Regions from separate parts of the Homo sapiens genome. Here region 1 is linked to region 2. The links are chromatin contacts, found by Hi-C or POLR2A ChIA-PET in ENCODE. All regions are on one chromosome and are shown on one strand. Each heading gives the region's core, a stretch centred on a gene start or an enhancer-like site at or near the end of the contact. The rest is flanking DNA. Distances are from core to core; before and after follow the strand shown.

What was found. A loop is a pair of places that touch in the nucleus more often than their neighbours do. ChIA-PET counts read pairs that join two places held with the same protein, here RNA polymerase II (POLR2A). Pooled maps may share reads with other maps.
Region 1: a loop to region 2 is called in a map with no recorded cell type, with 13 times the contacts of the local background. The contact joins two enhancer-like sites. A Hi-C loop is called at or near these places in 6 of 37 single-sample maps with no recorded cell type and 5 of 50 pooled maps. POLR2A ChIA-PET finds 5 or more read pairs at or near these places in 2 of 52 experiments (GM12878 and activated naive CD4-positive, alpha-beta T cell).

Annotation. Positions count from the first base shown.
Region 1 is chr1:211,936,834-211,940,451 of GRCh38, reverse strand. It overlaps INTS7 (integrator complex subunit 7), which reads left to right. Exons shown (of 20, transcript NM_015434.4): 20 at 1-49. Among named protein-coding and RNA genes, the nearest start is that of INTS7, 97 kb to the left of the region's middle. RefSeq lists an enhancer at 1,468-1,547. Within about 2 kb of position 1,556, at least 5 of the 41 ENCODE cell types and tissues checked have a DNase peak (open chromatin) inside an H3K27ac peak, as active enhancers do; they include GM12878, where a contact is called at or near this core.
Region 2 is chr1:212,157,550-212,161,340 of GRCh38, reverse strand. No RefSeq gene overlaps it. Among named protein-coding and RNA genes, the nearest start is that of MIR3122, 82 kb to the right of the region's middle. RefSeq lists an enhancer at 1-108. Within about 2 kb of position 2,145, at least 2 of the 41 ENCODE cell types and tissues checked have a DNase peak (open chromatin) inside an H3K27ac peak, as active enhancers do; they include GM12878, where a contact is called at or near this core.

The sequences.
Region 1 (3,618 bases), core at 307-2,806, 220 kb after region 2:
GGTACTTTCCCTGGAATTTCCTTTTTAAATAAATATCTGTTTCTTTGCTTGTGTTTTGCCTTTTTCTCTTCAAAGTCAACATTAATTCAAAGGAGAATGGAGCTTAAGATAAAAAATAAAAAGGGGTTGTTGTTTTTTTTTTCTTTCTTGTCATGCGGCCTCTGGGACTGAGAAGTGATTTGCAACTTGGGTCTCTCCAAGATTGCTTGCCTTCATGAGCACAACCCATTGTACTGCTAACAGCCAGAACATTCTCATAAAATGTGTACAGATCTACAGTGTCCACGGTTGAATGACATCTCTTCAGATGCAGCCCAGTTGTATGAGGTTCACACAACCTACACAGTCATCTCAGCACCTGGGAACACGTGCTTAGGAAAAATTGCCAGAGCAGTGCAGAACCCCTTGTTCTTTTACCAGGTGTGGAAACAGCTGAATCAGAAAGCCTGGGTTTCACTCTTGGTTCTGGTGAATTAGCTGTGTGACCAAGCAAGTCACTTTACCTCTACATCTTAGGGGTTTTTTTTTTTGTCTGTCAAGTGACTGAATTAGACTGGTTTTCTGGATTCCAGCCTAGAGTTGTATTATCAAGTGACTGAAAGACTAAAAACAAACAAAAACATTTCTTAAATTGGAGATCTTTTTTATTTGTAATTAAGTGGCTATTTTCAGGGTTAAAGTTTACAATGTGGATTTCAAGCTTCTGGTGCCATTCAAGGTAGATTTCTCCAAAAAAGAAGCAAATCTTGTAAGCCATCAATTCCCTTTGAGAACTTCCCAAATGTTATGTTCTTAAAAGATAGGTTTTGATAGCTATGTTTATGAACTTTTTAACTTGGTGTATTATGGGCTCCTGGCACAAACTCAGAAAGGAATTTTTTTTTTTTTTTTTTGAGACAGAGTCTCGCTCTGTTGCCCAGGCTGGAGTGCAGTGGTGCAATCTCAGCTCACTGCAACCTCTACCTCCCAGGCTCCGGTGATTCTCCTGCCTCAGTCTCCCGAGTAGCTGGGATTACAGGCATGTGCCACCACGCCTGGTTAGTTTTTATATTTTTTAGTAGAGATGGGTTTCACCATGTTGGCCAGGATGGTCCCAAACTCTGGTGATCGCCCGTCTTGGCCTCCCAAAGTGCTAGGATTACAGGTGTGAGCCACCGTGCCTGGCCAGGAATTATTAAAATAAAAGCAAGTCCAAGAAGTTCAGAGTATAACTGAACTGAACATAACTCTGAAGCAAGAAAGACTTATTTTAGTATGTCCATTAGATCCAGGATTGGAACTCTGATTTTGTTTAGTAAAATATCTACTGAATTTTTGGCATCAACTGTTAAATGGTTATTTGTGGTGGGGGAAGCTGTTTATAACTTCAACACTACACTAATGAATGAAAAGAAAAATGAGATGCAGAAAAGAAAGATGCATACTAATTGTGAAGTGGGCATGTTCCCTAAATTTAGAAATATGAAGGGCACTTGCTGGTTAAAGCTAGGAAGACAGGACTAGTTTTTCTCAGTGCTTCGTCACTTTGCAGTGCAGTAGTGTTTCCTTATCTGCAGTTTTTGCTTTTCACTTTCACTTTGCTTTTCAGTTTCAGTTCCCAGAGGTGAAGATAGACCACATTCACATAATTTTTATTACAGTATATTGTTACAATTGTTCTATTTTATAATCACTTAATCTCTTTACTGTGCCTATTTTATAAATTAAACTTTGGCATAGGTGTGTATGTATAGGAAAAAATGTAGTGTATATAGGGTTTGGTACTATCCTCAGTCATAGGCATCCACTGGGGATCTTGGAACGTATCTCCTACTGATAAGGGGGACTGCTGTGTAGTCCAGTGACTGAGAGCACCAGCCTTTGGGGCCATACTGCCGAGGTTCCAATCTTAACTTTATGACCTTGGACAAGCTACTTAGTCTCTCTATGCCTCAATTTCCTTATTCCTAATAGAGAAACATATTAGTGTTTCATGGGGTAGGTATGAGAATTAAGTGAGTTAGTATAGAATTTACTTAGAACATGCTTGGCATATAGTAAAACAGATATATAAGCATTTGCTTTTATTATTACTACTACTGTCATTATCCTCCTTAGTATTTTTTTTTCCAAAGTGTTAGATCAGTTCTCACTGAGCATTTTATTACCTTGTCTCTGCTATTAAACACATTTAAGCTATCTTTCCTAATGCAATTTGGGTACATTGAGTAATAATGATCTAAACAAAATAGAATTTCTGTCTACTATGCTATAAATCATTTAATTAAAATATGTAAAGGCAGACATACAAGGAAATATATGTAAATACATTCTGCTGATTGCCTTCAGTGATGATAGCAATAGAATGTTGACTATTCAGAAATTAATGTATTCCAGCTTAAACTAAGACCTTCAGACATAACCTTTCTAGCGCAAACCAACCAAGATAGCAGGCAATTTGCAACTGGGGAATATGCCATTTCTCATGTTAAGATACTGTTCAGAGAAGAACAAACCAATTAGACAAGATCCTCAGACTAGGGTCCCAGAGAAGTCAGTTTAAATTCTATTTATAAGACTCATCATTAATCCTTAGATAAGTCACTTGATCTTTCTGTGCCAATACCTGCCAACAGAATATTGAGAATAAGATGACCTGGCACTTGGTATGTAGAGTATAGGCACCACTGACCAACAGAACTTTCTGTAATGATGGAGGCGTTCTAAATTTGCACTAACCGCTACAGCCACTGGCCACATGTAGCTATTGAGTACTTAAAATATGGCTAGTGTGATTGAGGAACTGAATTAATTTACTTTTAATTCAGTTAAATTTAATTATTTTATTTATTTATTTATTTATTTATTTATTTATTTATTTAGAGATGGAGTTTTGCTCTTGTTGCCTGGGGTGGAGTGCAATGGTGCGATCTCAGCTCACTGCAACCTCCGCCTCCCAGGTTCAAGTGATTCTCCTGCCTCAGCCTCCCAAGTATCTGGGATTACAGGCATGTGCCACCACACCCGGCTAATTTTGTATTTTTAGTAAAGGTGGAGTTTCATCATGTTGGTCAGGCTGGTCTTGAACTCCTGACCTCCAGTGATCCACCCCCATCGGCCTCCCAAAGTGCTAGGATTACAGGCATGAGCCACCATGCCCGGCCTCCTTCAGTTAAATGGCTTCATGTGGCTACTGCCTATGGAGTTGGAAAGTGCAGGGAATGAAAAATGAAAAAATGAGAACTGTTACCTTAAGACCTAGATGACCCTTAAGTGGATTTCTAGATAAGGGGGCCTACATTGGAATTCTTTGACTCACTAAAAGTTCCACACGAAAGAGTGTATAGATGACAAGGAGGGTATTTAGGTTCATGCGTTTGCTTTGCTTCTAGTATTAAATACTATGTTGAGGCCGGGCACGGTGGCTCACGCCTGTAATCCCTGCACTTTGGGAGGCCGAGGCGGGCAGATCACAAGGTCAGGAGATCGAGACCATCCTGGCTAACACAGTGAAACCCCGTCTCTACTAAAAATACAAAAAATTAGCCAGGCGTGGTGGCAGGCACCTGTAGTCCCAGCTACTTGGGAGGCTGAGGCAGGAGAATGGTGTGAACCCAGGTGGCGGAGCTTGTAGTGAGC
Region 2 (3,791 bases), core at 896-3,395:
TTTATGACTGTGGTACAACTACTTGGAACTGAAATGTAGTTTCTTTGGAGACAGGGGTATTCTGTAGACACGGTGAAATTCCTTGGACTTGGAGGGTCTCCAGAATGCAATACAATATCTCTAACTGGCTCTAGAACTACCCAGAGTGAATAGGATTCTATTGTTACAGCTAGAACTAGGGTGAATGAATGCAGGATTCTTCATTTATTCAGCCAATGTGTGTGAGCACTTCTAATGTGCCAGGCACTACTAGTACTGGGAAGAATAAAATAGCCCTGACCATTGCAGCCAAGATTTTCTTTGTTCCCTTTCTAGGCCATCAAGCACAATGCTTCCAGGTTAACCTTCACACACTCACACTCACACTCACAGGTGTTAACACTTACTGTATGTTAGGGTAAAAAGTTGGTAGGGGGCCGGGCGCGGTGGCTCACGCCTGTAATCCCAGCACTTTGGAAGGTCAAGGCGGGTGTATCACCTGAGGTCGGGAGTTCGAGACAAGCCTGGCCAACATGGCGAAACCCTGTCTCTACTAAAAATACAAACAAACAAACGAACAAGAGGGCATGGTGGCCGGCGCCTGTAATCCCAGCTACTCGGGGGGCTGAGGCAGGAGAATCGCTTGAGCCTGGAAGGCAAAGGTTGCAGTGAGCCAAGATCGCGCCATTGCACTCCAGCCTGGGCAACAACAGTGAAACTCGTCTCAAAAAAAAAAAAAAAAAAAAAGTTGGTAGGGTATAGTCCCTGTCACTCAGAAACACAAAATTATCCTACTTTAAGGCCTGTTTGGAATGAATGAAATATATTTATTCTACCAAGTGCTTGGGACTAGAATAGAGTTATAATAGAAATGCATGGAGAGTACAGGAGCATGAGAACTAAATCTACTTCAAAGGAGTCATTTGCTGAATACCTACTACATGCCCAGCGATAGAGAAAAACAGCTTCAGCTTCAGAGCTGAGATGTGTGGACTTTTGAGTAACAGAAACCTGAGTTTGTAAACTGGATCTACACACAGCTGTGTGACCTTGGGCAAGCTATTTATCCTCTCTGAGCCTCACATTTCTTGTCTATGAAGTGGAAGAAATAATATCTACCACAAAGCATTATTGGAAAGGATAAAAGAGACTTTTTTTTAAAATTAATTACTTCATTTTTTTGAGACGGAGTCTGGCTCTGTCGCCCAGGCTGGAGTGCAGTGGCGCAATCTCGGCTCACTACAAGTTCCGCCTCCCGGGTTCACGCCATTCTCCTGCCTCAGCCTCCCGTGTAGCTGGGACTACAGGTGCCCACCGCCCCACCCTGCTAATTTTTTGTATTTTTTAGTAGAGACGGGGTTTCACCGTGTTAGCCAGGATGGTCTCGATCTCCTGACCTCATGATCCACCCGCCTCGGCCTCCCAAAGTGCTGGGATTACAGGCATGAGCCACCGTGCCCGGCCTTTTTTTTTTTTCTTTTCTTTTCTTTTTTTTTTTTTTAAAGCTTTCAGTCTGGTAGCCTTTTGTTCTCATTTACCACCATATATGAGATTGTTTTTTGGTGCCTGACTGTTGCGCTAGACCATGAGCTTCCCAAGGGTGGTGACTGTCCTATTCAGTTTCGTATCTACTGTGACTGTTGCTTGTTGAAGTGACTGTTTTCAGCTCACCTCTGGTTTCAGAGTCTGCCTACCAGAGACCCTCACAGCTGTTGCTCACGCTCACATGCTGTGGCCCATGAGCCTGTGGCTAAGCTGAGCTGATTCTCACTGCAGAGGACAATATCAGTACTGGGTCATGGTGCAGGAAGCTGCCTCTGGTTAAGTTGCTCCTTTTCTCCTGCAGGTTTCTGATGTGCCCCTTCCATTTCAGCTTCTACTCACACCAGGTTCTTGAACCCACTTGGCCCCAACCCCTCTCTTGGTGCCTATGTGGGCACTGCCTTGTCTGCCTGCTGCTGACTTCCTGCCTGGCCTGATTCACCAAATCCAAGGCCACCTGGCTCCCTGGTAGTCTGATTGACAGTATTGTATGCCTCAGAAGTTTGTGGTCACACAGGAGCCACCCCAACTGGGCTCTAGATCTCTGACCCAGTGACCTACTGGTCACCTTGTTATCAGCTTGGCCGCCCCAGTTGGACTCTGGCTCCACCTCTACCCACTCAACATACAAGCATTGAGTTCTGAAAGTGTACCAGGCCCTGTGATAGGCAACACGCAGATGAATGACGTGGTTCTTGCCCTGAAAGACACCTGTAACTGTCCCTGTCTTCAACATTCTCAGGCTAAAAATGATGTTGTTAGAAAAAGAGTCTGCAGCTGGTGAGAGGACTGGTTGCGGGAAAACACCTTTTTCACAGCCACAGTGAGGTTTCTTTGCCTGCTTTGATAAGTAGATAGCAGTGTGCCATCTGGCAGAGAACTAGGGTAGGATTCTTTACCTGACCTGAAAGAAATGCACAGACATGAAGCAGGTATAACAGAAGTGAGATATAGGCCAGGCGCAGTGGCTCACGCCGATAATGCCGGCACTTTGGGAGGCCAAGGCAGGTGGATCACTTGAGGTCAGGAGGTCGAGACTAGTCTGGCCAAAATGGTGAAACCCTGCCTCTACTAAAAATACAAAAGTTAGCCAGGCATGGTGGTGCACACCTGTAATCCCATCTTCTTGGGAGGCTGAGGCAGGAGAATTGCTTGAACCTGGGAGGTGGAGGTTGTAGTGAGCTGAGATCGCTCCACTGCACTTCAGCCTGGGCGACAGAGCAAGACTCCATCTTAAAAAAAAGTGAGATATAATTTCTGTCCTCACAGAGCTTGGAGTCTGTGGTAAGCAGAATAATGGCTCCTGGAGACGTACACATTCTTATCCTCAGATGCTATGACTTTGCTATGCTACATGGCAAGGGGGAATTTAGATTATAAGCAGAACTAAGGTTGCTAATTAACTGACTTTGAAATAGGGAGATTGGCTGAGTGTGGTGGCTCATACTTGTAATCATAGCACTTTGGGAGGCTGAGGTGGGAGGATCCCGCGAGGTCAGGAGTTCCGTGACCAGCTAGGCAACATAGTGAGACCTCGTTTCTGCAAATTTTTTTAAAAAAATTAACCAGGCATGGTGGCACGTGCCTGTAGTCCCACTTACTTGAGAGGCTGAGATGGGAGGATTGCTTGAGCTCAGGAGGTCAAGGCTTCAGTGAGCCGTAATTGTGCCACAAGCACTCCAGCCTGGGCGATAGAGTGAGACCCTGCCTCAAAAAAAAAAAAAAAAAAAAAAAAAATCAGGAGATTATCCTGGATTATCCAGGCGGGCCCAGTGGGATCACAGGATCCTTAAACATGGAAGTTCAGTGTTAAAATGATGTGATATGAGAAAGACTTGATCAGCCACTGATGGCTTTGAAGATGGCCAGGGAACCTAGGAACAAGGGCAGTCTCTAAAGGCCAGAAAAGGCAAGAAAAGTTTCTCCCCTAGAGCCTCCAGAAGGAACACCTGACACCATGATTTTAGCCCAGTGAGAATCATTTCAGACTTCTGACCTCTAGAACTATAGAACATTAAATGTATACTTTCTAATCCACTGACTTTGTGGTAACTTCTCATAGTAGCAATAGGAAATAAATACAGTCCAACTGGAAATATGGGAATTAAAGAAGGGATTACAATTCCAAGTGATGTGTGCAGGGACATGAGAAGTAGGGAATGCTGTGGGGATCCCCAGAAGTTCCCTCCCGCCGTGGGCACGGTGGTGGAAGAGTCAGCCAATGCGTTCTGGAGGAAGAGGGCTTGGTACCCTCAGGAGAAGGAAAGGAG